Regions from separate parts of the Homo sapiens genome. Here region 2 is linked to region 1. Evidence: chromatin loops called from intact Hi-C (ENCODE). Cell type or tissue: IMR-90. All regions are shown on one strand. Each heading gives the region's core, and the rest is flanking DNA. Links, peaks and the distances in the headings are about the cores only. Region 1 holds the start of CCBE1 (collagen and calcium binding EGF domains 1). Region 2 has its middle 48 kb from the start of CCBE1.

Evidence for each region. A loop is a pair of places that touch in the nucleus more often than their neighbours do. Peaks named below come from ENCODE experiments on the same cell type or tissue, not always from the same donor. Only the 100,000 strongest peaks of a DNase experiment are listed, where the experiment ranks them.
Region 2: a loop joins it to region 1, with 2.3 times the contacts of the local background. A loop is called at or near these places in 5 of 110 quality-filtered maps.

The regions. Positions count from the first base shown.
Region 1 is chr18:59,690,531-59,706,289 of GRCh38, forward strand. CCBE1 (collagen and calcium binding EGF domains 1) reads right to left here and starts at 6,893. Exons shown (of 11, transcript NM_133459.4): 1 at 6,682-6,893; 2 at 6,099-6,179. The coding sequence starts at 6,812. It also overlaps the pseudogene ACTBP3. In IMR-90, for the core only: a CTCF peak has its summit at 6,902 (motif pointing right); DNase peaks (open chromatin) are centred at 5,991, 6,861 and 7,191; H3K4me3 peaks cover 2,523 bases; H3K27ac peaks cover 1,702 bases.
Region 2 is chr18:59,737,295-59,753,053 of GRCh38, forward strand. No RefSeq gene overlaps it. Among named protein-coding and RNA genes, the nearest start is that of CCBE1, 48 kb to the left of the region's middle. In IMR-90, for the core only: no CTCF peak of the experiment used is centred there; DNase peaks (open chromatin) are centred at 5,747, 6,477 and 7,117; H3K27ac peaks cover 1,255 bases.

The DNA.
Region 1 (15,759 bases), core at 2,494-10,493:
GATAGAATATCTAGAATCAAGAAAGAGGCATTTGGCTTTTCCGGGTGCACCCACCCCAGCTTCACTTACAAAGGATGAAGTTAACCATAGGAAGTTGGGCAGCAACCAGAGTAGCAACTGGATCTGATCTCAAAGGACACACCAGTGAAAGAGCAGCCTTTTGTGGTTACTGAGTTAAAATTGTTTCCAATTACTCCGTATTGTTTCTCTGAGAGTGAGTGAGAAGTGATACAGAACCTTCCCTCCCTCGAACACCTGTTCTTGTGGGAAGGCGGGGGACCCCCTTTAAAACCTTGATCCTCTACTCCAAAGCCAGTGTCTGTGGCACAATTAAACACACAGGCAGGAACCCACATGTCCTCTTCAGGTGTTATTTAAGATGGCAAGTTCAAGGAGTTAGCTATAGCTGCCAGAATCTAGCACCTGTTACACATTAGCAATTAAAGTTAAGCGGATCTAACTTGGAACCAATGAAAATAATGGCAGCTTCTCAGAGGTCCAGTTAATCTCTGGTTTTTAGAAGAGTCTTCCTAGCTCAGATTTTAAATAAAGCACATTTGGATAGCAAGAGAAGTTCCTGAAGACCTAACAGATTTCAGTTAAATCTTATTGTTTACTTTTAACATAGTCATTCTGTCATTCAGCAAATATGTATTGAACAACCTCTCTGTCCAGGCATGGAGCTAGCCTCTGAGGATATAGTCATGAATGAGGACAGATGGCTCATGCTCTCAGAGGGTTGACAGCCCATGCTAGAGATGGCCTAACACAGGAGAGGAGAAGCTGCCTTCAGCATGCAAGGTGTGTCATTCAGGTCATTCTGCACAAAACCACCTCCAACTAGCCCCTGCTCTCTTCTTCACAAGATTTTTTGTTTGTTTGTTTGTTTTTGTTAGATGGAGTCTCGCTCTGTTGCCCAGGCTGGAGTGCAGTGGCGTGATCTTGGCTCACCACAACCTCCGCCTCCCAGGTTCAAGTGACTCTCCTGCCTCAGCCTCCTGAATAGCTGAGACTATAGGCGTGTGCCACCATGCCCAGCTAATTTTTGTACTTTTAGTAGAGACGGGGTTTCACCATGTTGGCCAGGCTGGTCTCAAACTCCTGACCTCGTGATCTGCCTGCCTTGGCCTCCCAAAGTGCTGGGATTACAGGCGTGAGCCACCGCGCCCAGCTAGAGTTCTTCACAACTTTCATTTTGTTTCCTCCCTGAACTACATGCCCTGAATGAGCCAAGTCTTCACAGAGCTGCCCTCAGTACCCGGCCTCAGCTATGCCAGCCACAGGACAGGGAAACAAGCAGAGGAGAGAGAAATCAGAATGGGCCTGGGGCTAAGGATCTGATTTCTAGTCTTCCTTCTGCCAGTAAGACCCTTCATAATCCTGGGGAAGGGATGAAAGTGGTGTAACTTCAAGTTCTAGTTCAGGCTATGCCTTCCACTGGCTCTTATGGTCATGAGTAGAGTAGCTTGTTAGTCAGGGAGGTAGCAGGAAACAAAGATACTCTAATTTCCCCAGGGCACTAGGTTTCTGGGCTCTCCTACATTTGAAAATAGCATCTGCAAACGAGTGATGTTTCTGGCTGTGGTCTCAAATTGCTCTTTCAAAAAGATGAAGTTCATACGACTCACAAAATTCAACAAACATCCATTGAGCATCTAAAACATTCAACATGCAGACTTGGCAAGATGTAGTGATGACGATGGGAGGTATTACTAACATAGCACTTCCTATGTGTCGTGAATTTTTCAAAGCATTTTACATGTATTAAGGCACAATCCTCACAGCAGCCCTATAGTTTAAGTACCAATTGGATGCTCATTTTACAGATGAGAAAATTAAAGCACAGATATTAAAACTGCTCAAGGTCACAAAACCACCAAGTAGTAGAGCTGGGATTCACACTGGAGCAAAGAGTTTATATTATTTTATATGTGTTTTGACATTATCGAAGCCCACTCCCCCGCCATGGGAACTTGGTGACTTGCCAGAGAAGTGCATTATACAGTCTTTCCTCAAATGTGTCCTTACCTAGAGCCCAATGCTATCAATCTGGTAGTACTATTCTAATTAAAAGGACCTTGCTCTTCAAAGCACTCCAAGTAAACACATTTGCAAAAACATCACATTAATTTTCACATTCTCACAAGACTTGGCAACACAGTTGTATTATCTCAAAGAAAAGTGGGTGTTTTACATCCCCCATGTCACTATTTCCCATGGGAACATTGAGCTGCCCTAAGCAAGAACACTGCCTCATGAGACAGCACGGGCTGGACAGATGAATACCGGCAGGGCAGAGAGGCACCTGGGGCATCCCTACCACTTAGCCTCCACGTGGAGTTCCATGAACCCCAAAGCCAAAATCACAGCGAGTTTTTAAAAAGCATTTAACACACAGTTAAAAGAACCACTTTGTCAAGCCAAAGCACACACACACACACACACACACACACACACACACACACACACACACAAACAAAAAACGCAAAGCCAAACCTATCTCATCTTGTTTTCTGTGGTGAAGGTGATGGCAGTCAGTTGGAGCGAGCATACCCTAAAGCTCTACAATGTGGCCAAGGACTTTGACTGTACATTGTTCTTTTTTTTAAATAATCATTCCAAATATTGCGAGATGCATTGTTGCAGGAAGTCCCTTGCCCTCCTAAATGCCACCCTACTTCTAAGAAGAATGGCTCAGTCCTCTCTGGAGTCCACACAGGGGAGGTGATAGCATTAGCATTGCTTTCATGTAAATTATGTAATGCAAAATTTTTTAAATCTTCTCCTTAAAACTTTGTTTCATTTGTGACCAGCTTTCATGGTCCCCCTTTTTTGTCCCCCAACTTGAGATGTGTGAAGGCTTTTGGTCTCCCTGAGAGTGGGTGGAGGCAGCCAGGGCTTAACTGTACACCAACTTGAGACCAGTTGACAAAAAGTGAACACTTTAAAAAAGGGGGAAAAAAAGAACCACTTTGAAGAACATGGTTAAATCTTCTTTTGCCCAAAAGCCATTTCTAGCTGCTTGTCTCTCTTCCCCATCACTAATACAGCATATGAACTACATGACTTTGAACTCAATCATACACCATTGCTTATTGCTCACAGTTTCAAAGTCCTGGATATAAAATCAAGTCTGCAAACTGAGACCAGAGATTGTATTTTATCGTTTTATACTCAAACATTTTCTAGGACTTTTCTGAGCTCGTAATAGATGCACAATAGATTCTTAATTAAGAAGTCAAGGGTTGATTAGGATGTTTATTCCACAGCCTCAGTGAAAATTGTTTTATTAGTGTTTCCTACACACGAGAATATTTCTTGTTAAAGGAAAGCCTTTTTTTTTTTTTTTTTTTTTTTTTTGAGACAGAGTCTTGCTCTGTCACCAGACTGGAATGCAGTGGCGAGATCTCAGCTCACTGCAACCTCCGCCTCCTGGTTTCAAACTATTCTCCTGCCTCAGCCTCCCAAGTAGATGGTACTACAGGTGTGTGCCACCACACCATGCTAATTTTTGTATTTTTAGTAGAGACGGGGTTTTATCATGTTGGCCAGAATGGTCTCGATCTCTTGACCTCATGACCCACCCACCTCCGCCTCCCAAAGTGCTGGGATTACAGGCATGAGCCACCGCACCCGGCCTAGTAACTTTTTTAAAGTCATTTTTAAACACACTTCAAGTTCAGAAGTGGCTTCCAGAGTTCCTTCACTTGTGCTGAAAACCATTCACCAACAGCCACCTGGTAAAGAGAATTCTATACAGTCAAAGAACATTCCATCATCAGTAATGCTGTATTACTTACAGCTCAATTCAAAGTAACCTTTAAAGACTGGCTTCCTGGAATGCTGGTTCTTTATCTCACTTTAGTTTAACCTTTAGTTTAGTGAGGTAGGAGAGCTAACTGTTTGGTCAACTGAAAGGCCTCCATGCTCCTTTAAGGATCTGTCTAAATAGGTCTGCATGCGTCCTGGGGATGAGGACACTGGTTTCTTACAGCAGTGCTTCAAGATTTTATGCATCTCTCATTAAGACAGATTCTGATTTAAGAGATCTGGGGGCAGAGGCCCAGGATTCCAACAAGCTCCCAAAATCATGCTGTGCGGCTGGTTTCCAGATGATACTTGAGGTAGTGAGGGTATAAAGGGCTAGGACAATCAAGTCACAAACTAAGGAAAATAATATCCTCTATTCTTGGGATTCAAGAAGAGTAGATTATAGAAACAGGATAAGACCAACGGAATACAGAGAACTCTCGACTTCCATAGAGAAAATAGATCTAAAAACAAAATCTAAGATCTTTTCATATACACAAGGATCAACACCACTTTCAAGCTGAAAGCATCGTTTCCCATTCCTTTAAACAAAGTTCTTTATTCTCCTTGATATAAAATGTCATTTTTGCGAGATCTCATAGCAATTTGAGTAGCTATTAGTGAAAACACATGCCAAGGTGCTGCTAGTGTCTCCTGTTCAAAGAGTATAAAAGAAACACCACACTGCTTTAAGAAGTCTGGAAAAGATGACAGTAATGGCATTAACAAACAATCAGGCACCAAATGGTTTCTGAAAATCTAACATGCATTCTGTAACTGTCACTGATTTATGTGAAGTCCGACCTTCAGGGACTGAAAAAATGAGCAAACCATCTCAGAGACATTTCCCATGTTAAATTCGAGGCTTTATACTGTGCTGATAGGAAAACAATGTGTCCTAAGAAACACTGTGGTCGTGTGGATGAAAGACACGGCTGGAACCAGGCAAGCAATCCTGCTGCCAGCACCACCAGGTCACTTCACCAGCTCGGTGACCTTGCTCACCCAGTTAGCCTCTTTAAGTCTTAACCTGCCAATTGAACATACTCCTTTCTCCTCTACTACCTCTCTCATTTTGTTCAGCATTCACCCCCCGCACACGCCAAGAGAAAGGAGCCTTTCCTAAGCCCAAGGAGTGACTTGATTTGCCTGATTATTGTCCCTTCACTGCCAACAACAGATTTAAGAGCAGAAGTACGCGATGTAACTGATGGTGCTTTTGCACCCATAAACTGACAGCCGTGGAACCACTTGGTCTGAACCTTTGGGTATATGAAATGCTCTCACCTGCAAGAAACGCTATGATTGATTCACAGGCTACAACCTTATAAGGAATAAAACATTGTTTTCTTTCAAGTTCGTTTCTAGGGACTGCTGCGTTACCTTGTACTACTCAGTATTTATCCTGGCAACCCGAACAGAGCATGTGAGTCTCCAGAGACAGTCAGGTGTGGGCATATGATCACATTACCTTGTACAGCGCCTCTAAAACGCAGATATCCAATAAACGTTTATGGGTGCATGTTCCCCTATCCAGTGAGAGCACTGGAACAGAACCAAGAATTCAATGGTGAAAAACCTAAATCAACCCTCATCTCCAAAAGGCTGCAAGCAGAACAGTGGTTCTCTCCTTTCAGAGACAAGAACCACCTGGGGAACATTTTATAACTACCGATTCCCTAGCCCCATCCACGCTTAGTTTTAACAAGCACCCGGGTCACTCATTTAACAAATACCCAGGTGAATCTGTGGCCCACATTTTTAGAAAGACTTTTTTCCTCTGCCCCAACAATCTTTTTGTTTTCACTCAACACAACCACTCACAATCCTCCCCCTACTTTTTTGTCCAGAGGCCGTGACAGCCACACTCTGCCCCAACAGAAGGTCAGAAGACAGACAAGTGCCAAGAATTGCCTTGTTGACGCTGTACTTTCAAAACAAAACACAAATACGAAAGCAGCCACCCGTGTTTGCTATGCCCCACTGTTTACACCCAAAATCCAATCCAATCTCCTTCACAGACTTCCACACAAGTATTTCAGGGAGCGGCAACCATCCTCAGGATCTCAGGGCACACACCCTAGACGCAAAGTCAGTTGCTCAGTGTTGCTCTGACTCCGATCCAACCAACCCTCAAAGATTCGCACCGCGCGGCACGCACCCAGCAGGTTCCAGCGTAAAAGCTGCTCCGGTCCCAAGCGCGTCTCCAAACCCCTCCTTTACAGCGCCGCCTCCCCAGCCAGCCCCGGTGCGCAGTGGCGAACAGCCCGCAGAGCCCCCAGGCTTACCTGTAGCATGTGGTGAGCTCGCCTGAAGACTTCAGACACGGGTATTTAGTCGTCGCGATTTTGCTCTCTGAGCAGATTTCTCTATGAAAAAGTGCAGAGGAAATGTTCGATTCTCAGCGGGAGAGCGGAGGCGGGCAGCGCGCGCTGGGGAATCCCTGGCGCGTGGGGATCGCCAGGCTCCCCGTCCCGGCGCTCTGGGCAGGGGCTGGTCCCCAAACGCGTACGCGGGGCAGACTCCGGCCACAGGGACGAGCCACGCGAGGGTCACGACGAAGCGAACCAGCTCCAGGAGAAAGGAAGCGGGGTTCACGAGCTGTGCCAGCCAGTGTGGCACCCGGGGGGAGGCAGGAACGCGGGGCGAAGGGTATCCCTGACGCGACCCACGGATGGCAGGGCGCAAAGGCTGATACCCGGGAGCGGAGGGAAGTGTCGCCCAGGACAGCTGAGCACTCTCCTTATCCCCGGAGAAGTGAGGGCGTGCGGATCGCTGTGGGAGTGGGCGCCGGGGAGGACCGCCCGCACCCCGCGAGCCGGGCGCGCATCAAGCAGGAGCTCGCCCTCCGCTGGGGCTTGCAGCGCTTACCTGTCGCCGTCCTCCGGCTCCTCTCTGTAGGTCCACGTGTGTCCCAACGCCAGGAGCAGCAGCAGCGGACCCAGGCTCCTGCCCAGCTGGCCCCTGGCAGCTCCTCCCCGGCTCGGAGGCGGCGGCACCATCAGGGAAGCTCCCGGCTTCTTCCCAGCGCCGAGCTCCGTCCGGACCAAGCGTCCTGCTCCTCCGCGGCCGCCGCCGCCTTCCCTCTTCCCGGCAGGGGGCGCCGGAGAGCAGGGGCGTTTGCACCACCTGCACGGGGAGCAGGGGTCCGGAATATTATGGGGCTGGGGGGAAAATGAGGCTAGGAGTTGGGGTATCGGATGCAAACCCAGCAGAGAAGCAGGTAAAGGGGGTACCTGCGGTGTCCGGCTGGCGCGAGGGCCCTGAGGTTCAAGTTGTCTCGTCGGGACGTTCACGTCCGATTGACAGACTTGCTGGACTCGGCTTGGGGCTGCGCCCTCGCCTCTTCCCTCTCCCTCCTCTGGGAGAAGCGCGCAGGGTGGGGAAAGCGGGCGGTTGTTTGCATTTTGCACCAGGGTCTCACGACCGGGAGGAGGAGGAGCTGATTCTCCACCGGGGAGAAGAGGGAGGGGGAAGAGAGGGGTTAATAAGCTTCCTTCCTGTTGTCCATGGGTTTCTAAAGCCCAGGGTCAGGCCAGTGTTCGTCTTTCCTCCGTGAGGACCTACCCTGAGATTTGCAACTATCTTAGTCTTCTTTTCTCTTAGATTATGTGAGGAAGGAGGAGTTGAAAGGCTACAACGGGCCTCTCAAATTGTTCAAACCTGAAATAGCGCTATTTATATAGTGTAATCACTCTTCCTTAAAACCTTTAGAAGAAAGTTCTCTGGTTGTTTCATTGGTCAATAAACCATGCGCTGTCTTCTTCATAACTCGAGTTCGGAACAAGTAAGGAGGTCTTTCTGGGAGCCTTACATCTCCTTGTCCTGAGCGGCTTTAATACTGTTTCCACGCCGCGCACATCAGAGCTGGAAACGCCCCCCCCCATCAAATGAGACACGTGGGGGCAAATTAATTACAGGTGCTGCTACCTGCTAGTGTATGCAGCCGCGTTGATAGGTAACAAGAAAACGGAGGAGGGGGGCCGTAAATCGGCTCCCTTGACGGTGACCCTAATTGTAATTCGTGTGTCAGCAACTTAACACTTTGTTGCGCTTTAGGAGTTTTCTCAGCCTTTTCCAGAGAAACTGGGGACGTGGATGTGGCCCAGAAATAAGTTGAAAAAGGAAAAGTTCTAATGCCTAAGCTCTAAAATATGCGTGGTTCTGCATCTCACAGGACAACGAGGTAAAAAGGTGGCTTGTTCACAAGTGACCGGTGTGTAAATTGGTTAGGTAAGCACATATTTTGATATACAGAATATGCTGGTCAACTGAGAATTACCACACATATCACATACACATTGACTTTTTTTTTTTTTTGAGACGGAGTCTCACTCTGTCGCCCAGGCTGGAGTGCAGTGTCTCGATCTTGGCTCACTGCAACCTCCGCCTGCCGGGTTCAAGAGATTCTTCTGCCTCAGCACCCCAAGTAGCAGGGATTACAGATGCATGCTTCCACACCCGGCTAATTTTTGTATTTTTAGTAGAGACAGAGTTTCACCATGTTGGCCAGGCTGCTCTTAAACTCCTGGCCTCAAGTGATCTGCCCAACTCGGCCTCCCAAAGTGCTGGGATTACAGGCGTGAGCCATAGCAGCCAGCCCACACTGATATTTTTGATAGCAATGACATTGTCATTCTTCCGTAGAATGCTATGTCTTTTCCTAAGATTTTTCATATTCAAGATTTTATTTGGTTCCCACAATATCCCTTCAATCTGAGCATCTGATTTCTTAGTTCTGTGAGGTGTGTTTTTTGTTGGCTTATTTTACAAAACTTACATATTCGGAAGACCACCCACTTGATATTAAAATATGACACTGCTACTTAACACAAATGAGTTAATTTTTATTTGATAATTCAGAAGACATTTCAGGATGTTGCAAAACTGGAGAGTGATCATCATGAGGTCAGAAAAAAAAAACCATGAGGTCAGAAAAAACTGGATTCAAACTCAGGCTGTTTGGTTTCCTGGAGGAGTGATCTGAAGCAATTTACTTCTGACACTCTGTTTTCTCATCTGTAAAATGGGGAAATATCTCTCATCAATTTTTATGAGTATTAAATGAAGCAATGCTTCTATAGCATTTTGTTTATCATGCCTGGCATATGTTGAGTGCCCTGTAAACATTATTACTTGTAACGTAATTATTGTATTGCACAGAACTTTAAGTTTTTGCCTTCTAGCCTTCTAGCTTTTCACTTCCTAGATATATAGGAATCCACTTTATAACAGTTGTTTGGGTTCCTAAAGACAGACCTCACTAAGCACATGAGGAAGAAACCCCTTCTGGGGCTTATGATAATTGTATCTCTTCAGATTGTGACAAAAAAGTGTTTGATATCCATCTTGGAAGGGAGAGGCCATCTTGTAATCTGGTAGGAGGTTCTATTTTTAATTCCTTACCAATTACTGTATCTTGACAACTTGCTGTCTTTTTTCTCATCTTTACGCATTTTATTCTTCTACTGTTGCATTGTGGACGTTAGTTCTACAAGTAACAGAGCGTGGTATAGGAGATTAATTATCAGTTTCATTAAATAGTTACTAGGCCACAAGTGCAGACCTGCAGCATTTCAGGGAAAGTGATTCAGGCTGCAAAATGATAACAGCAAAACCATTATACACAGCTGTGTGGCAGAAGATTGGCATCAGAGCTGACTTTGCCACCTTTTTATTTTCAGCTCCTGGTGCTGAGTGCCTATGAGAATAAGGGGTTAGAGAAGTTGCTGGGGCCCAGCAAACAGCTCAGGTTTGCACAGGGAGGAAATCCCAACGGTGGGTGGTCAGAGCATTTCATACATTTCTGTAAGAGGTGATCTGGAGCCGAAACCTTCTGAAAAACCTTTGCCTAGAGGCCTGTAATTTCAACCTACTGCCAGCTACTGACAGCATGGGGTGCAGTGAGGAGTTGCTTGTCCGGGGAGCACTGCCAAGCCGGAAAGAGCTATGGATGGCCATATATGGATACCTGCCCCCAAAAAGCTAAATACTCCTGTAAAAGACAAAATCTGCATTGCCCAGGCTGCGGGCTGCATGGGAGATGTCAGTGCTGGGGCTGACTGGTGGGAGCCTCAAGGGTGCTGAGTTTTCTTTCCTCCCTTCTAGACCATGTGCAAGCCCAGGCCTGCCCTGTCCCCTCACCTATGAAACACTGGCCTGAGAGAACATGCCATCCACCTCTTTCATAGGAGTGTTACAAAGATTAATGATAGGGCCCTAAATGCTCCTTGGGGGAGGCCGTGTGTGATTATGTGATTATTTCTTTTCAGCATACCACTCTCTGCAAAGTTTTTCATAAAGATCTGTCAGTTTCCCTGAAACAAACCAGAGAGCAGATAGTTATACAATTTACTGTGTCCTGGGGATGTGGGGCTGTGTCTGGGGCTTTCTAGTGCATACTATGTTATAGGTTAGAATCCCTGGTAGACCAGGTATTGTTAAGTAGTACTGCTGCATGTTGCCTGGGGGTGGGGTGACTGGCTGGAGAATAGAGAGACGGCTGCGTACAAAAGTAAAGTGAAAGGAAAAAAGAAAAGTAAACACCAGGACACAGGGCAGAGAATATGCTTCTAAATAAAATCAGTTGTCTCTTCTCAGTTTTAAGGGACTCCAACATCTTATTTGAAGAAAATCAGAATATAAAGAACAGACCACCACCAACTGGGACAATTCATTTCACCATTTAAAGATTTTCCTATAAAAAGGATTTGTGGTGGCTGACAAAAAATAAACTATTGTGTGTGTGTGTGTGTGTGTGTGTACATATGTACACAAAGTGTATGTAGTATAGGGCAAAATTAGACAAAGAAATTAAGGCAAAGGAAAAATCAGGATCAAACAGTAAAATAAAGCTGATGTTATGTTAATTGGCAGGGCTGTATAAGCAGAAAGTCCTGGGCCACGTTTCAAGCAGATCACAAGTCGGTTCTCAAATTCTCAGAAGTCAACTCAGGATAATTACATGATCAGTCATGAGATTCAAGGTAACCATAAAAGAAAAGCCTATAAATTGCTTGGAAAAAATGACAGTTTGTTCCCCCGGTCTCCCTGAAATATAGCAACAGTCACCTAACTGTAAGGTAAGGTGAAACAAAGCTCAACAAGTGTGGGTAAAGTTCATATTGTACTGTGAGTGATAGGCATACGATAAGATATCCCTAAAACAAAGAATTGCCCTGATACCTTTCCTTCAGTTTCAGTTTTGATTGACGTATATAGGCAGGTCTGCTTAGAGAATTAGGGTTACATCTTGGAAGGTGTGAAAGTGTGCCAGTCTCCAAACCATTGTGGGGGACTGTTTGAGGCAAGAAGAATAAAAAAAAAAGTTTTTAAAACAGTAAATGGATGTTAAAGCCCTGGTTTTTGGGCGTGTATATTACCTTTTCACTAAGCCTGTCTTAGTTTTAACTTGCACAAATTCTGAAAGTTGATTGAAGCTGTTGGTCTCTGGAATTTTCTCCCAAGGCAGGAAGAAATGTCTGATTCCTGTGTCCATGACAGAATCACACCATTTTTGCCCAATTTTGAAATAAAAGCCATTTTCATAGATTAGTTAGCTTTATACTTGGGTAGGCCACTCAAAAATGTACAAATAGAAAAAAGAGAACCTTCTAGCTACATGATTATCTCCAAAAATATCAAGAAAAATTATCCATGTGATTTGGATGTCTTATTTGGTCTGGAAAGTTGTAACACACAGGGGCCCAGTCTAGGTTTTCCCCCAAATCAGTATCTGTTGAGGCAATATGAGTTGGCAGTCTCCTTGACCAATCAAGAGCTATAGGATCAAACCTGGGATTTGGGGTGGAGAAGCGTGTTCTAACACCACTCAATTCTGCAGCTCCCTTTGCAACAAATAGCGATGGCAGGAGCTGCAGCTGCTCTGACCCATCTCTTGTCCCCATGAGCATGAACAAAGGAAGGACAAGGGGCCAGCAGCAGATGTGGGGCCACTGGCTCATGCTGTGAAGTCCCTGTTCTAGAAAATGGATTTGAATCTCCCGAGGACTTATGAGCTGACTCCTTTGAGTGTCTGTCATTCCAATGCTAGCAACATCTCGTTTTATTTTTGAAGAGCAAACCCTGTTTATCTCCCTTAACTCGGCAAGGGTAAGAGTTACTTAATGTTTATTAAGAACTGGGAGATATTCACTCAGTAATATGGTATCAAACCAATTTGACAGGTAATAATGCTGACTTGGAAAGTGTTTTGATTTGAGCCAAGATATCTTTTATGGTGGAATAAAAATAATTCTACTACCCATGCCAGCAGAGGATGCTAATTTAAAACTTTTTTTTTTTCCTCTGGATATGAGGTTGACCTTACTTTCCTCTTTTAAAAACTGGACTTAGAGAAATAGCACTGGGAGTTGGGAAAAAACTAGACTTAAAAGTAAGTTTTACTTTGGTTTGAAATTCAGTTCTACCACCTAATACCACTATGACCCTGAAACATTTGCTTCATCTTCCTGGGACTCAGTTTATCCACAGATAAAACAGAATGACAATATCCATCTCATAGAACTGATGAAAAGAGTAAATAGGATCTATAACAAGCCCATCACATCAGAGGTAATAAATGATACCTAAGATTATTTTAGTTTTTATCTTCAATAATTGGGATGTAGTTATGCTGGACCATCCACCCTGTCTCATCTTATTTGCTTTCCATGAAAGATAACTTTGTGAAATTGATAGCTAAGGATAGGACACCATGTCATAGAACAGCCTAAAATAAATAGCAGAATTGACATTGGTGTCATTAACATTGTGCTTAAATCAGACATTAGGGGGTGACTGAGTCTCTAAATCAAATCACCCAATAATGGTTGCTAGAAAATAGAATGCATATACTTCCTTTAGAGAAGAGCTGTGCTTCTGATTACTGTCTGTCCTACTTTTACCTCATTGTTTAAATGTTTGAGAGGCTACCTAGTTAAAACCCAGCTGTGATCAATTCTATTTTTCATTTATTTATTTTAGAGACAAGATCTGGCTCTGTTACCCAGGCTGGAGTACAGTGGTGCAATCATAGCTCACTACAGCCTCCAACTCCTGAGATCAAGCGATCCTCCCACCTCAGCTTCCCAAAGTGCTAGGATTACACACGTGAACTACGGCGCCTAGCCTGATCAATTCTAGAGAGGCAAAAATAACTCTCTTCAAATCTATCCACTAGTGACATCATGTTCTGTTGAGCTTTTCTTACTGGGTGACATCGGGAAAGTTTGCAACAGTGTAAGGGGCCCCAGCCTAAGGAGTCCACAATCTCCTTGAAGAGCAGCTGTGTTTAAAGGAAACAGCAGTCCATACTGTGTAGAAAAATCTCAGAGTTCAGGTTTTAAAAGTTGTTAGTTTTTTTTTAAGTCGTTAAAGATTCTAATAGAATGTGGAATGCATTTCTTAATGAAAATAGAGGCCTGTGGGCCAGGCACAGTGGCTCACGCCTGTAATCCTAGCACTTTGGGAGGCTGAGGCAGGCAGATTGCCTGAGCTCAGGAGTTCAAGACCAGCCTGGGCAACATGGTGAAACACTGTCTCTAATAAAATATAAAAAATTAGCTGGGCATGGCGGCATGCACCTGTAGTCCCAGCTACTCGGGAGGCTGAGGCAGGAGAATTGCTTGAACCCGGGAGGCAGAGGTTGCAGTGAGCCAAGATCATGCAGATGCATTCCAGCCTGGATGACAGAGTCAAACTCCGTCTCCAAAAAAAAAAAAAAAAGAAAGAAAGAAAATAGAGGCCTGTGGCTCTATTTTCTGAGGCAGTGGGCACAGTTACTCACACCTGTAATCCCAATACTTTGGGAGGATGAGGCAGGAGGATTGCATGAGCCCAGAAGTTCAAGACCAGCCTGAGCAACATAGAATCTGTTTCTACAATAATAATAATATTAGCTGGGTGTGGTAGTGCACACCTGTAGTTCCATCTGTTCAGGAGGCTGAGGTGGGAAGATCGCTTGAGCCTGAGAATCTGAGGCTGCAGTGAGTCATGATCATGCCACTGCACTCCAGCCTGAGCAACAGAACAATTAAGAAAACAAACAACAAAAATAATAGAGGCCTGTTCATGATATAATGCCAAGAAAGCTATATTCCTATAAGCTTTTAATGGATGATGATAATTTTCCAAGAATTTGGAACAACAAATAAAGAATAACAAATATTTATTGACCATTTGGTACATGTAGACATTATTCTAAGCACTATTCAGGTATTATCACATTTAAGCCTTATCAAAATCTTCTGTCACTGATTCTATTATTGTCTGCATTTTAAAGATGTGGAAACTGGTGGGGCGCAGTGGCTCACACCTGTAATCCCAGCACTTTGGGAGGCCGAGGCTGAACAGATCACTTGAGGTCAGGAGTTCGAGACCAGCCTGGCCAAAGTGGTGAAACCCCATCTCTACTAAAAATACAAAAACTAGTTGGGTGTGGTGGGCATGCCTGTAGTCTCAGCTACTTAGGAGGCTGAAACAGGAGAATTGCTTGAACCCGGGAGGCAGAGGTTGCAGTGAGCCAAGATCACACCACTGCACTCCAGCCTGGGCAACAGAGCAAGACTCCATCTCAAGAAAAGGCAAATAAAAATAAAGATATGGAAACTGAGGCAGTGATTTTATTAGATCCCTAAGGTACAGTTATAAGGGCAGTTTCGGCACCAGAGCTCACGCTGTCATCACTACACTAAACTGTCCTTTGGAGAAGTAAGCAGCTAGGTAGTTTTTGCCTAAGAGATAGACTGCATCCAGTATGTTTGCCCAGGGACATAATGCAAACCAGGGAAGGCCCATGGTCCACCACCATAACCAGTAACCCTGACATTGCCTGAGTTAGTGCTCAGGCACAATCTTCTTTCTGCAGTTCTGTTAACCAGCTGGCCCCATAAGTTCCCACCTCTGTATATTAGCCCCAGAGCTCTCTGCAGCAAAGCTGAGCTATATCCATTGGACCTGTCTTCCTAGAGGCAAACAATCACTGATTTACATGGGAATGCTGGCATGAGAAGAATGAGATGAGGTTTCACAACTTGTGGAGTTCTGGCACTTTTGCAAACTGTCCTTCCAGTTCTATCTCCGGCCCAGAAACAGGTTTTTATCAGACCTAGAACTCTCACAAAACTAGGAGATTATGAAGACTACTCACAGAGAGCATTTCTGCAATCACCACAAGGAAATACCTAGGCAAAATGTTTTAAAAACTTCAGAGTACAGCATAGTCCTGTGGAACCTACTTCTAATTGTGAATAGAAAAGGGCAAGCAGTTGCAACCAGGTTTTGCTCCAGATGGTTGGAAGATCTTTGCATTGATCTCTCTGTTCCTCCCCTCACACATCCCAACAACACACAAACACAACTCTTGGAGGTTGTTGACTTGTCTGCAGTGAATGGTTTAAGATCAGCATGGTTTTGCATTCTTTGGTCCTAATCTTTACCAGCAATGCAGGATCCCAAAGGAACGCCAGATAAAATGAGCTGACTTGGTTTAGTTTCACTTAATTGTTTTGCATCCCTTTTTGTTTGTGGTAGATCAGGGTAATTGTTGACCATCTTTCTGCTTGATTAGTGATGTTTAAACCTGAACCTATCTTTCAGTGATGTTTATTTGGTTTGAAACCTCTGATGAGCGTCATGATAATTAGAAAGCGAGTTGAGACTTATCGAAGCTTCTTTCAGTTCCAACATTTATCTGGAGTATTATTATAATAAACCTGGAAGTGATGTGTGTATATGCAATTTGACATGTATCTGGCTCTCACATCTTTACGTCCTGATAGAAGGCTAATGGGCCTAATGGGCCCTGACCCTGTGTGTCAGTTACCTGTCATTAAACCCTCGGATTGACCTGCTTTGAGGTCGATTCCCTCTCAGGCTGGCGTCACTCCCTGGACAGTCGTCCCAGACTTCCTTTCAGGTCTTTTTCTCTACTTTCTGCTTTTTGCTTGT
Region 2 (15,759 bases), core at 3,180-11,179, 47 kb after region 1:
GTGGCTCATGCCTGTAATCCTAGCACTTTGGGAGGCCAAGGCAGGTGGATCACCTGAGGTCAGGAGTTCAAGACCAGCCTGGCCAACATGGTGAGACTCCGTCTCTACTAAAAATACAAAAATTAGCCAGGCATGGTGGTGGGCACCTATAATCCCAGCTACTCGGGAGTCTGAGTCAGGAGAATCACTTGAAGCCGGTGGGGGCGGGGGGAGGCAGCGGAGCTTGCAGTGAGCCAAGATTACACCACTGCACTCCAGCCTGGGTGAAAAAGCGAAACTCCATCAAGAAAGAAAGGAAGGAAGGAAGGGAGGGACGGAGGGAGGGAGGGAAGGAAGGAGGGAAGGAAGGAAAAGTGAAAGCAGGGAAGGAGGAAGGTAGAAGAAGGAAAAAGAAAGATACCACAGATGGGGACAGGAGGTGAGGGAAAGCATTGTCTCAGGTTGGGGACTGGTGAGAAGCCCCTGGAAGGAAAATGCCAGTTGCAGTGGTGCTGAGCCAATGGTTCAGGTGGCCGCCCATCAGCCGTGAAGGAGATGTGTCTGGCTGTTTCACTAACTCACAAGCCTCCCACTCCTGGGAGGAAAATGCTCCCCACATATCATGCTCCTGGCTAGCTCATCAGAGAATCTGTTACAGATCACAGGCCCTTTGGTTTTCCCCATGTAATAAAAATTAACCTGGGGCCAAGCAAATTTCCCAGACCAGGTTTTTATTTCAGGGCTTGTGCTGGAGCACAAGGGAGACAGTAGAGATGCAAGGACTCTCTAGCTGACTCCCTAGAAAAGCCAGGAAGGATTTATTAGGCCAAGTGTGGGAATTGACATAAGGGGTAAAGTATGCAGGCTGGCTGGGCAAACCATCTGAGGGATAGGGTATGCAGTGAGCATATCTGGTTGTGATGGCTATTATTGTTTTGAGACAGGGTCTTTCTCTGTCACCCAAGCTGCAGTGCAGCATTGTGATCAGGGCTCATTGCCGCCTCAACCTCCCAGGCTCAAGCAATCCTCGTACCTCAGACTCCCAAGTAGACGGGACTACAGGCACGTGCCACCACACTGGGATAATTTTTTATTTTATTGTTTTTGTTATAAAGATGAGGTCTTGCTATGTTGCCCAGTGTGGTCTAGAACTCCTGGGCTCAACTGATCCTCCTGCCTTGGTCTTCAGAGTAGCTGGGACTACAGCCATGTGCCACCATACCCAGCTAATTTTTTGATTTTTGTTGTTGTTGTTGTAGAGATGAGGTCTTGCTACATTGCCTAGGCTGGTCTCAAACTCCTGGGCTCAAGCAATCCTCTGGCCTCAGCCTCCCAAAGTGCTGGGATTACAGGCATGGGCCACCATGCCCAGCCACAATAGTTATCTTGAGTAATGGACCACCTGGTGGTCTGGCCAGCAGCAACCATGCTGCAAATCACTGTTGAACATTCCTTCCTGAAGTAGGACACTCCATAACCTTGGTTTGATATTTAGATTTCCAAAGGCCAGTTCCTGAAATTCTTTAAGTAAAAGGCATGGTTAAACATTATGAGAGCACAGAAGACTGGCTATTTGCTTTGTACAACTAAAGCCTCAGGGTTAGCAGGAATATTGGTATATTGCCAGTGAGGTAGTGGTGTGGGTTTCGTGATTAGTGGGACAAGAGAAGAAGAAAAAAGAAAAAAAATTTGTGAAAGAGGAGCTGTGTCCCATTTCTATTCTATCTCAGTATCTGACAAAAGAAATTTTGCAGCTGTGATTAAGGTTACTAATCAGTTGACTTTGAGCTAATCAAAAAGAGAGTTTATCTGGAAGTGCACAATCTAATCACATGAGCCCATTAAAACCAGAGAACTTTCTCCAGCTGGTGGCAGTGGGGAAAGTCAAAGAGAACAGAAACACTAGAAGGACAAGACACATAGTTGTTAGCTGGAAGATGGAGGGCATCATGAGCAAGGATGGAACAGCCTCTGGAAACCGATAGTAACACCAGTCAACAGTCAGCCTGGAAATGCAGATTTAGTTTTCCAAGTGCAAGGGACTGAATGCCAACAACCTAAATGAACTTGGAAAGAGACACTTCCTCAGAGGCTTCAGATGATAGTCCAGTCTGGCCAACACCTTGATTTTGGCCTTGTTGGGAGTTAAGCAGAGAGCACATTGAGCCCACTCAGACATTTTGACCTAAAAAAACCGTGAGAATAAAAGGATGTTGTCTTTAGCCATTAAATGTATGGCCATTGGTTCCACAGCGATAGAAAATGAATATAGGACTCTCAGAAAAGTTTGAGTACAAGACCTAAACTTTGTCTACATGCTGTATAAATCACCTAGAAAGAAGGTCTTTGTTATTTTTCTTTAAATTATAATGGAAAAATTTAAATCCCATTTATTATCTGTGTGTGTGTGTGTGTGTGTGTGAGAGAGAGAGAGTTGTAAAGCAAATCAGAAGTTTTTTAAATTGTGACTGTGGGGACAATCTATATTAGCATCATCTGGGGGGCTAATTAGAAATGTCGCTTTGTGTCCCATAGAGGCCTATTGAATTAAATGCTATGGCATGTGGGGCCCAAGCATCTGCATCACTAAATCCCCAAGATTCTAAAGAACCAACATTTGATAACAAACTGACCTAGAAACCTCTCTCTCTCTCTCTCTCTCCAGCAGCCCTGGCTTCCTTCAAAGCGGTGTTTTATTCCTCAGAACCAAGATGGATAAGGATCCACACTCTAGTGGATCCTCTCCACTCCTCCATTCCCTCCACAACCCTCCCATAGAGACTAAGTTCTGGGGGGCAGTATCAGAACACAGTGCTGGGGACAGTACTGGTGAGCCCTTGAGTGTGAACTCAGGAGTCAGAATGCCAGAACTTTGAATCCCAGCTCTGCTGCTGAGCTAGTTGGATGCTCCTGGGCAAGTTACCTAAGTGCTCTGTGCCTTATTTCTTCCATGTGTAAAATGAGGATGATAAATTACCTACTTTATAGAGTTGTGGAGATTAAATTAGTGAATACCATTCAAGCTCTTACAAATACCTGACACATAGGAAGCCCTCAATGAGTGTGAAGAGAATATTATTAATACTTGTTCTCTTGGCTTCCTGACAAAATCCATTTATCTCTATGTCAGATGCTACATAAAATATTCCAACTGCATGCTCAGAGTCAGACTTAAATCACCAAAATCCAGTTAACTTATGTCACAATAAACTAACCTGCTGAATTGAATGTTATGTCAATTTTTAAGCAATTGTGATTAATCATAATTTTGGGGCATCATTTATCAGCAAAAAAAATAATGTTCTTAGAATTGTGCCACAGCACTCTCTATTATGTGCCTGAACAAATTAGCTAGAGCTTTATATAATGGGCAGAGATATTTGTTGTTTTCCTATAGAGAAACCTGAACACTCATTGAATTTTTACAAATGAATAATCGGATTTATTTTAACATGATAACGTTACCATACATAATTACTTTGGATAATCCTCTTTGTAATTGTAATGCCATCAGTGAGATATCAGTTTCTTGGGGTTTTGTTTGCTTGCTTTTCCCATGACCCAAGGAGGAAATGCTCCCAAGAAAACTCTATCTAAATAAATGTGGCAGCTGGATTAAAGAAACTTGGTCCTCTTGGTGATAAGATTATTACGAGTATGCTCACTTGTGTTTCTTTGCTCTTTCATGTCTTCTGTTCATTCATACATTTTAAAATGTACATTGACATACTATGTGCTGTGTTAAGAAATGATGACAGACAAGACAGACACAGGTCCTACCCTCATAGAAATTTTAAAAATATAAGAGCTGTATTTGTTGCAAGTTTACAAGTCCAGGCACTGTGCTAGGCACTTAAAATAGATTGTCTTTTTATTTTTTTATTTTTGAGATGGAGTCTCACTCTGTCACTGAGGCTGGAGTGCAGTGGTGAAATCTTGGCTCACTGCAACCTCTGCCTCCTGGGTTCAAGTGATTCTCCTGCCTCAGCCTTCTGAGTAGCTGGGATTACAGGCATGCACCACCATGCCCGTTGTATTTTTAGTAGAGAGGGGGTTTTGCCATGTTGGCCAGGCTGGTCTTGAACTCCTGACCTCAGGTGACCTGCCCGCCTCAGCCTCCCAAAGTGCTAGGATTAAGGCGTGAGCCACTGCGCCCGGCCAGATTGTCTCTTTTATTTCTCACAGGCATGTAGCTCCATCTTATACATGAGGCCATTGAGACTCTGAAGTTAAAAAACTTGTTCAATATTGCACAGCTACAAGGAAATAGAATTAGGATCCAAATCTGACTTTAAACCCACCTTCCTAACTACAGTCCTGCCATCTCTTTTTGCAATTACTTCTCAATATCAAAACATCTATTCTTTTAGGTCGATTGCTCTATGCACCACACACAAAAATTCCTTAACTTTGACCTTGTCAGGCAGCCAGATCCCAAATATGACCCAATCTTGTGTGTCTAACCCAAGCCCCTCTTCTCAGCATGTCTTACTCCCTAACCCACTCACTTCTTCAGCCTCAAACACTACATCATACACTCCCCCTTCCCCTGCAACTATCAAGTTCTTTTGTATGTTCATCTAATGTTTCAAACTAGATTGTAAGTTCCAAGTTAGACTATAAAATTTCCTCAAATACCTATATTTTTTCTCTCATCTTAGCCACTGAAGTTGGGCAGACAGTTAGGTGCTCAATAAGTTACCATTGTCTTTTTCATTGCTAACTTAGTTCTATGATCCTAATAACCACAATAGGTTCATAGAAAAGGCAGGTGGTCTTTAGGAATTAATAAAGGCTGGGCTCACCTTTATATTATAGGTGGGTCACACCTATAATCCTTCCACTTGGGGAGATTGAGGCAGGAGGACTGCTTGAGGCCAGGAGTTTGAGACCAGCTTGGGCAACATAGTGAGACCCCCATCCCTACAGAATAAATAAATAAATTAGCTGAGTGTGGTTGTGCACACCTGTGGTCCCAGCTACTCTGGAGGTTGAGATAAGAGGATCCCTTGAGCCCAGGAGTTTGAGGCTGCAGTGAACTATGATCATGTCACTGCACTCCAGCCTGGGCGACAGAGTGACAACCTGTCTCTAAATAAATAAATAAATAAATAAATATTTTTAAAAAGAAGAATCAGTAAAGAAAACGTCCTTTCTCGGCTGCCTCCCCTCTCCTCCAATTAATCACTGCCATGTTCAGAACACTGCCTACATCTACTGCTATAGACTTTGCATGACCGGTTTTGCAGTGAGCACACAATCCTGGTTTACATAATGTAGACCGGGTTTGCATCTCTATCTTAAGCCTTTGGGACAAGGCCAAAGAGATCACTGGAGCACCCACTTAGCCTGAAATTGAAGGATAGGAACTCAAGAGTCTCTCATTGGTTGTCTCCTGCTCTGAAAATACACAGACCTCTGTATTAGCCCTTTGCCACTTAACACTTACAGCCTTGAGATGTCATTTTTCATAGCTGTGTATTCTACAGGCTTCTGAGCAGTGACGTGGCCTAGCCCAGTGACACGGAACAAGTGCTCTCTAAGTGACTGTTGACTGGCCCTTGATTTACTGAGGGAATTTTTGCTGGGGCCTCTTGTGTGGAAGCTGCTAGAACTTCCCAAGGTGTTGATAGCCACTGGCTCCTCAAAGAGGTTCAGGGCAGCCGGGAAGTATTTCTCACTTTTGAATGTCTTGGCTGAACTCTTGACTTCCATGCTCCATCTTCCCCACTGCTTCCCTTCTGGAGTATCAAATGCCATGTGGTTGTAGTCATGACATTGTAAAATTGCCCTGCTAGCTCATGGGAGGAGAAAAGTCTTGAGACAGAGAAAAATTTGATGGGATTTTATTCACTCTGAATCCATCTCTGCATGACTGTCTATGTCCTAATCTCAGCTAGGAGATCTTGCATTTCTTTTCCTTCTGGAGATGGGGAATAGGAGCAAGCTGAAAGATTCTCTGTGGCTTTAGTTGGGAAGAGCTGGAGTGGATGAGAGCTGTCCTCTCAAAGACAACCTCCTTAGGAGACCTCTGGGAGCCACTTTCCACTGGGACACTAAATGGGAGCTAAAAGGTTGTCATTTTCCCACCCTCTCACCTCTGTCAAGGCCGTCCCAGGTCCTGTGCAGACTGCATTAGGGATGATGTAAAATCAATACCCCCACACCTCACTTTACCCTCCACTCTCACATAGAAGATGATAAAGCATGTCTCTGTGCCATTGGGAAGGACCTCACCATAAGTTTTCTTTTCTCATCTGCCTCTCCATTCCTCAGATACTCTGTTTATGTGCTATTTATGTCCACTCTTATGGAAGAGGATTGCAAGTAATCACACAGGAGGGAGATTAGAATTCCTGGACCATTGGCTTAATATTCCAGAACACCATAATTCTGTTATCATGAGCGTTTACTAGATTTTCATTCCTCGTCATAGTTTACTCTATCTTAAAGGAATATTCTGTATTTCTTCACTCTGGGTTCTCGTAGATTTGGATTCCTTGAACAGCTTGAACTACTTCTTAACCACATATTTCCTCATTTGGAAAATATGAATGAAGGCTGCTTTAACCCTTTGTATTATATATTAACTCTTTTTACACATCTCTGGTGTAATCCTGGGGATTTTCCTTGGACTTCTGCAGTTGGTGGTGATTATTCCATGAGGAGAACAGAGCTGGGTCTCTGAGGTTCCTTTCCTTCCTTATCTCTCTGTAATTAAAGTTGTTGCCTCTGAGGAGCTCCTGGGAATTATATTTAACAGTTTGACCTCCCAATCAAATGGTCAGACAGGACATTAGGTCATACTCTTAATCATCCTCAGAATAAAAACTTGTTGAAAATGTAATGGAGATCACTATCCAATCTATTTGATGTACTTTTCTAGGTAAACCAAGCAAGCAAAATTATGCAACAGGCCATCAAGAAGCAATAGTCTGAAATTTTAAGTGAGAAAAAAACCTTGGACACAATATAAATGAAATGTCATTTTTTTTTTAAAGAATGCCCCCAGTTGAGTAATTCCAAGTATATGCATCATTCTGTGGTGAATGTGAACTCTGACTGCAGGACAAGGCTGGTGACACATGGGTTACTTAATGGTGAATAAATCTGTTGAAATAAAAAAATGCTTCCAGCACTAAAGTGTGTGTTCATATTTTGACCATATGTCTAAAATGCATATTTACTTAAAACCAACATGGACAGGCTGAGTAACTCAAGAGTTACGATAATCTAAGAATCATCACTAGCCAAGCCTTTTTTTTTTTTTTTTTTGAGACAGGATTTCACTCCTGTCGCCAGGCTGGAGTGTAGTGGTGGAATCTCAGCTCATTGCAAACTCTGCCTCCCGGGATGAAGTAATTCTTGTGCCTCAGTCACCCAAGTAGCTGGGATTACAGGCGCATACCACCATGCTCAACTAATATTTGTACTTTTAGTAGATATGGGGTTTCACCGTGTTGGCCAGGCTGGTCTTGAACCCCTGACCTCAAGTGATCTGCCCGCCTTGGCCTCCCAAAGTGCTAGGATTACAGGCATGAGCCACTGTGCCTGGCCAATCACTAGCCCAGCTTTCTATAGAATGCCTTCTTGGTCTCATTTCTTTGGTACTGAGCAGGGAATTCTAAGTGAGGGTTGCTGAGCCCTAGGTGCTCTGGAGCTTTCTTCCCCATCAGATACGGAAAATATTCACAGTCACCCTCTAGGCACATTTCTGAGTCCTATAACTGCTCACTATGGGACTAGAGGGCAAAGATAAGAGCCATGACTCCTTTTTTGTATAGGGAGATTGAGTCTAGTCTTTTTTTTTTTTTTTTTTTTTTTTTTTTTTTTTTTTTTTAGCAAATGCTGATTGCTCTTCCCTTTCTCTCATCTTCCCATTTTTTTTTCCTCCAACAAAATTCTAAAATATAGATGGGCAGAGGGTCAGAAAAAAGTGAGGCAATTTCTTTCTGATGGCTAAAAGCTTTAGCTCTAATTCTCTTTTTGCACAGATTTTTTTTTCTAGCAAAAGCAACAGTGATAGTTGCTGTTTATTATTTTTAGACTTTATTTTTAGAGCAGTTTTTGGTTAAAGCAAAATTGAATGGAAAGTACAGAGTTCTCATATACTTCTGCCTTCACATATGCACAGCCTCCCCAACCATCAACATCTCTCACCAGAGTGGTACATTTGTTATAATCGGTGAACCTAATTGACACATCATTATTGCCCAAGTCTGTAATCTCCATTGGGATTCCCTTTTGGCATTGTATATACTATGGGTTTGGACAAATATATCATGGCATGTATCTCCCATTATAGTATTCCAAAGAATAGCTTCACTACCCTAAAAATATCCTGTGCTTTGCCTATGTATCCTCCCCTTTCCCCAACCCCCAGAAACCATGGATCTTTTTATTGTCTTCACAGTTTTGCCTTTTCTAGAATATCATATACTAGAAATCATGCAGTATGTAATCTTTTCAGACTGACTTCTCTCACTTAGTGGTATGTACTTAAGTTGCTTCCAAGTCTTTGATGGCTTGATAGCTCATTTCATTTTAGCACTGAATAATATTCCATTGTCTGGATGGACAACAGTTTATCCAGCCACCTATATCTTAGGTGTTTCCAAGTTTTGATAATTATGAATAAATCTGCTATAAACATCCATGTGCAGGTTTTTGTGTGGACCTATGTTTTCAACTTATTTGGATAAATACTGAGGAAATAAGTTGCTGGATTATATGGTAAGACTATGTTTAGTTTTGTAAGAAACTGCCACACTTTCTTCCAAAATGGCTGTACCATTTTGCATTCCCATCTGCAATGAATCAGAGTTCTTATTGCCCTAAATCCTTTCCATAATAAGCGTTTTGGATTTGGGCCATTCTAATAAGTGTGTAGTGGTATCTCATTGTTGTTTTAATTTGCATTTCTCAGATTAAATATGATATGGAACATCTTTTCATATGCTTGCTTACCATATATATACATCTTATTTGGTGAGGTGTCTAAGGTCTTTGGTGCATTTTTTAACTGGGTTGTTTTCTTATTAAGTTTTGAGAGTTCTTTGTATATTTTGGATAACAATCCTTTATCAGATGTGTCTTCTGCAAATATTTTCTCCCAGTCTGTGGCTTGTCTTCTAATTCTCTTGACAGTGTCTTTTGCAGAGCAGAAATTTTTAATTTTAATAAAGTCATTTTATTATTTCTTTCATGGAGTGTACCTTTGGTGTTGTATCTAAAACATCATCACCATACCCAAGGTTATCTAGATTTTCTCTTATGTTATCTTTTAGGAGTTTTATAGTTTTGCATTTCACATTTAGGTTTATGATCCATTTTGTGTTAAATTTTGTGAAAAATGTAAGATTTGTGTGTAATTTTTTTGGCATATGGAGGTCTAATTGTTCTAGCACCATTTGCTGAAAAGACTATCTTTTCTCCTTTGTATTGTCTTTACTCTTTTGCTATAAATCAGTCGACTACATTTGTGTGGGTCTACTTCTGGGCTCTCTGTTCTGTTCCATTAATCTACTTATCTGCTCCTTTACTAATACCACACTGTTTTGATTTCTGTGGCTTTATAGTAAGTTTTAAGAGTTGGGTAATGTCAGTCCTCCAACTTTCTCCTTCTACTTCAGTATTGAGTGGGCTATTTGGGGTCTCTTGCCCCTGTATAAACTTTGAAATCAGTTTGTCAATATCCACAAAATAACTCACTGAGGTTTTGATTGGGATTGCATTGAATCTATAGATGAAGATAGGAAGAACCAACATCTTGGCAATATTGAGTCTTTCTATCCATGAACATGGATTGTCTCTTCATTTAACTAGGTCTTTGATTTTTTCCCAGAAGTTTTGTAATTTTCTTCATATAAATCTTACATATATTTTGTTAGCTTTATACCTAAGTATTTCATTTTTAAGGGGTGATAATTCTAAATTCCTGAGGTGCTAATGTAAATTGTAAAATGTATTTTTTTGTTTGTTTGTTTGTTTTTTAGATGGAGTCTCGCTCTGTCACACAGGCTGGAGTGCAGTGGCGTGATCTTGGCTCACTGAAACCTCTGCCTCCTGGGTTCAAGCAATTCTCCTGTCTCAGCCTCCTGAGTAGCTGGGAATACAGGCACATGCCACCATGCCCAACTAATTTTTGTATTTTTAGTAGAGATGGGGTTTCACCATATTGGTCAGGCTGGTCTCGAACTCCTGACCTCAGGTGATCCACCTTCCTTGGCCTCCCAAAGTGCTGGGATTGCAGGCGTGAGCCACCATGCCTGGCCGGTAAGATGTATTGTGCTTTTACAGATTGTGTTTTTACTCATTCAACTTTTACTGCAAGGCACCACTATATATGAAAAGGAGTTTGGAAAGCTATCTTGCTGCTCATGTTGTCATCATTGACATCATCGGGCATTCAACTTTTCAACTTTCTTCTAACAGATTAATTCATATTTTAATAAAGTAATTTGTATTTTAATAATTAGGGCAGGTACAGAAAATTAGAATTTCTAGTTTGGAGAAAGACTTAATCTCTTCCAATCACATCTCTGATTTGTAGCTTGAATACGCTTATAAGTGGTCATTTAGCATTTATTTAGATACCTCCACATACAGGAAATTCACCATCCATGATCTGAGCCCACCATTAAAAAAAATACCTCTTATTGTTGAAAAAGTCTTTGTTGAAATAAATCAAAACCTTGCTTCTTATCACAACCTCTCCTTGACCCACGTTGTATAACTTAATCTCTTTTTCTTGTAATAGCCCTTAGAATAAAGACAATTATCATGTATTCTGAAGTGATTTTGTTCAAGGTGGCCATGTTCAGTTTCTTCAAACACATATGGATTTTTTCATATGAACATCACATAGGGTGTTCTTCAAACACATCCCCTCACCATTCTGGACACTTTCCTCAGAACAGTTTGTCTAGATGTCTCTTAAGTTGTCATGCAAAAAAACAAAAAAACAAAAAACAAAAAAACACCTGATTATGCTTCTGTTAGGCTACGATCATTATCTCTGTGTCATCTTCATTTCACACGAGAACACTAAGACTACCTAGTAAGTGTCTTATCCAAGGTGTTAAGCTAGACTTTGAACTAGGATCTCTGTTTCACTTAGCAGAGAAAAAGAACCCCCTGCATTTTAACACTGGTCTGTATTTCTTGGTATGACATACAAATCTGGCCAGAGACCCCATTTCGCATTGAGGCAGTATAACGTGAGCTTCTACTGGTTTCCATGTAAGTGGAATAGTGGTAAAGGGCTGAGCCAAAAAGGCTTTCTGGGAATGTCAGTTGGTTAAGAACTTGGGACAAGAGAGTCTCACAGTTACCTGCTTGAGGGTTTGAGTCCCCTCACTACCCCCTCCTTCCTTCTTTCCTTTTTCCTTCTTTACTCCCTCCTTTCTTTCTTTTCTTTCATCTCTCTCTCTTTCCCTCTTTCCTGGGCACTGGTACATATTGTAATGTTAGTCATTTCTTCCATAAGACAGTCTATTTGTGACTCACCTCCCTTCTATGATGACCACATCAAGTAAGTGCTATTGCCATCGGCCACCAATAAGGAGACTGGAATTTGAAAAAATGCTCATACATAATTGAATATTCAGCATGGCCAGTTCAAACTTATTTTTAGCTACAAGTGATATAACAAGGAAATCATTCTTTCTGGAGTATCTGAACACAAAAAGGTTTAGAAAGAAATGATAAACTTTAGAATTTCTTGAATCACAAATTGCTCAAAGCAAAATAAATAATTCATTTTAAGAAATAAGTAAATGCCACCTGGCACTTTTAAGATACTCAAAAAAGAAAACAATCTTTGTGTCATAACTCCTGAAAGAATTGAGTCGTAATAATAGAGCCATCCTATAATGGCTGCAGTTCTGATAGACTTATGACTCAGAGTCTAGGAGACCCAGCTCAAGAGAAGGTTTTGCTTGACCTGAGAAGAACCTGCTTTCTCAGGTGGCCAAGAAGGATAAAGGACACTCAAGCTGTAACTATCCTGATTGTTCACATTGCCCACCTAGACTGGAAGAAAATATCTGGGCCAATAAAAGCCTGGTTTTCTCTTTTACCTATTCATTCATTCACTCATTCATTCAACAAATAATTTTTGAACATCCACTCATCTATCTTTATCATTTATGAGTTGTATAGACAAGATACTTAAGGCCAGGCGTGGTGGCTCACGCCTGTAATCCCAGCAGTTTGACACTTATTCAAGTTACTGTGCCTCAGTTTCCTTATCTGGAAAACATGGATAAGATTTCTTCCTAGGGTAGTTGTAACCTTTGTATAAGTGAATTGTATAAAGTCCTTCACACAGTGCCTGGCACCTAGGAAGCACTCAACTATTAGCTTTTATGATTATTACCGTGTCCCAGACAATAATCATATATTAGGTTGGTGCAAAAGAAATCAGTTTTTGCCATTACTTTCTATGGCAAAAACTGTAATTACTTTTGCACCAACCTAATAGTAATAAGATATATTGGACAGTTTCCAATAGACAGTTTCCAATATATCTTATTACGTATCTCCCTGTTTGAATAAACATGGGAATGTAACCACTCTCTGCTCTTGTGATCACCTCTCAGTATATCAGAGTTTCGTGGCTAGAATAGATCAGAGAAGTCATCTTGTACAAATCCTTTATTTTATAAATGAGAAAAATGAGGCCCAGTGATAGAAGGTGACTTGCTCATGGTTACAGTGAGTAGGAGACCCAGGACTGGAAGTCATGTCTCCCAACTCCCAGCTCAGTGGTTCTCCAGTTCCCTTTGCTTCCTCAATTACTGCATCTGCTGTGGCATTTGTTTACATCGTACCACATCCCCTTATCACTAGGCATGAGAATAGGTCATTGAGGACATCCTGTTCTAGTTCTGAGTGCCCTTGTCCCTTTCTCTATATTCTTGCTTTAGAGAATGAAACTAGGAACTACACTTGTTACAGACAATAAATAATAATAATTTTTCACACGCACACACCCCCACACTTGTTTCAAATACATAATTTTATTAATAAAATAGATTACAATCCTTATTAATTTTTAATGAGCATTCAATATGGGTCAGGCCCTGAGCTAAACACTTTCCATGCATTGTCTCTTTAAGAAAGGGCAAGGAGCTTACTTTCTGGATCAGGGTCCATTGCCACAGGTGGAGAAACGTGCTCTAAGAAAGTTGATTTACTGGGAGAAGTTCTTTTATCTCAAACACTTCAAATGTATTCAGTTGGTCCTGTCCCAAAGATGCAACCATCTGAGCCAGTATGTTAAACAAAAGTAACACAGATTCCTTTTAATGACTGAACAAAAGACTCTTGTAAATTGCTGAGACTATGATCAATTCCTTATAGTTATCTGGACTCACCTTGAAAATCACTGACATAAAATATTACTGTTCTCCAATAATGTCTTTCAATGCTAATTATCACTACAAAAGAGAAACTTCATAGCTAGTACACCCCAGTTTCAGAAATTCTTCTAAGCTTTAAACTATCCCAGAAGGCTGCCCATTTCTCCACAAGCCTTTAGCACCCAGGTTTAGGGGAAATGCTCTGTCTTTTAAGAAATTTGAAGGTTCTTCTCAGGGGTCCATTGTGCAGTGACCCATGAGAGGGAACTTCACTCATTGCAATCACGTTCTTGAGATGACTGTCAGCAAGATTCTAGCACATTCCAGCACACCACTTTGAAATTGTAACTTCTCAAATACTTTCTAAGTGAATTGAATGTTTTCAGATATTCTTGAATACATTAGAATATGCTTCAGATCTGATGTGATGATTATATTTGTTTTCAGGTTGTTAACAGAGGAGGGGGAGACTCTTTCCTACTCTACCCAAAGGAAAAGCATAGAGTTTATATCATTAAAAGAGTATGTGGAAGCTTATTCTACAGAAGGTAGATACCATCCTTTGCTGTTGCAAATAACCTACTAAAACTACTGTCATCCTACACAAATGTCTTCTTCAGGCTATAATAGGATGCCATTTCAATTTAGTAGCATAGTAAAAATTTATTCTATCAGTTGCTTTATTTGAATCATGAGTCAGCAAACCTTTTCTTCAAAGGGACAAATGGTAAATATTTTAGGCCTTGGGGCCCTTATGGTCTTTGTTGCAACTGTTTAACCCTGCCAATATAGTCCAAAACAACCACAGACAACTCATAAACAAATAAGTATAGCTGTCCATATTCCAATAAAACTTTTGATGGACACTGAAATTTGAGTTTCATATAATTTCCATGGGTCATGAAATATTATACTACTCTTGATTTTTCCCATTTAAAATATGCAAAAACCATTCTTAGCTCATGGGCCATATGAAAACAGGGCCGGAGTTGGCCCATAGGTCATATTTTGTCAACCCTTGGTCTAAATGATTGCAATAGAATAGTTGGCTGATTCATAGAATATTTTCACTAATTGATTTATTCTTAATTTTTAAGATATTTTAGAGTCCCAATAGGATGTTGATGCAGATAATTTTAAGCTTACGTAATTTTGGCTGTTTACACTGTAAGTCATTCTAACAGTTAATTTTATGTGCCAACTTGGCTAGGCCACAGTACCCAGATATTTGGTCAAACACTAGTCTAGATATTCCTGAGAAGCTATTTTTTAGATGAGATTAACATTTGTATCAGCAGACTTTGAGTAAAGTAGATTACCTTCCATTATATGGGTGGGTCTCATCCTATCAGTTGAAGACCTTAATAGGAAAAAGACTGACCTCCCCTCAAACAGAGAAAATTCCATCAGCAGACTGTCTTTGGACCCAAGCTACAACATCAAGTCTTCCCTGGATCTCCAGCCTACCAGACTACCCTGCAGATTGTGGATTTGTCAGCCTGTACAGTTGTGTGAGATAGTTCTTTAAAATCAGTATTTTTCTGTGTCTCTCTGTCTCCATCTCTCTCTCTCTGCATTTCCCACCTCGTCCTCTCATTACATATGCTATTGTTCGTTTCTCTGGAGAATCACGACTAACATATTCTACCTGTTGTGATCTTTAAGGACTATTTTTGTTTTAAACAAAAGTCCTTCCAGGGTCTCATTCTGTAACCCAGGCTAGAGGGCAGTGGTGCAGTCACCATGCCCATCTAAATTTTTTCATATTTGTAGAGATAGGGTGTCACTATGTTGCCCAAGCTGGTCTTGAACCCCTGGCCTCCAGTGATTCTCCCACCTCAGCCTCCCAAAGTGCTGGAATTACAGGCCTGAGCTGCTGTACCCAGCCTTTCAGGACGATTTTTTGGATGGCAGCATGATTATTCTCTTAGTACAGAAATTTTTACTTCAGTTATTGATTATATTCCTGCTCAAATCCCTTTATTGAAGTTTGAAATCCAGGTCAATAAATTTATTGAATTTTGTGTCTTCAATATTTTTATAAGTTTAAACCAATAGTGCAGCTTTATTATACTCACAGGAAAACTCAAAACGGTTTTGAATCAGTATGACCAATGCAATTCTTTTAGCTCATTAGTAAGCAACTGACACTTCTTTGTTGGCAGTACATCCTAGTCTTCTACTGCATTTTGAAATCAACACATTCTTTAATATACCATATTTAAATATGTTACAGCTGAAGTCTGTCAACTTAAGCTCACTAATGTTCAGCAAACTAAAGTAATAGGCTTTGTTGCTTCTTTTAGTCTAATTTTGCTTTTCTTAAAATATGTTCTGTTGGCACTTAGCCTCTTTGTCCCATAAGCTGGTCCTTTAAAAATGAGTTTTACAGAAAAATAAGTTTTGCAAGCACTGA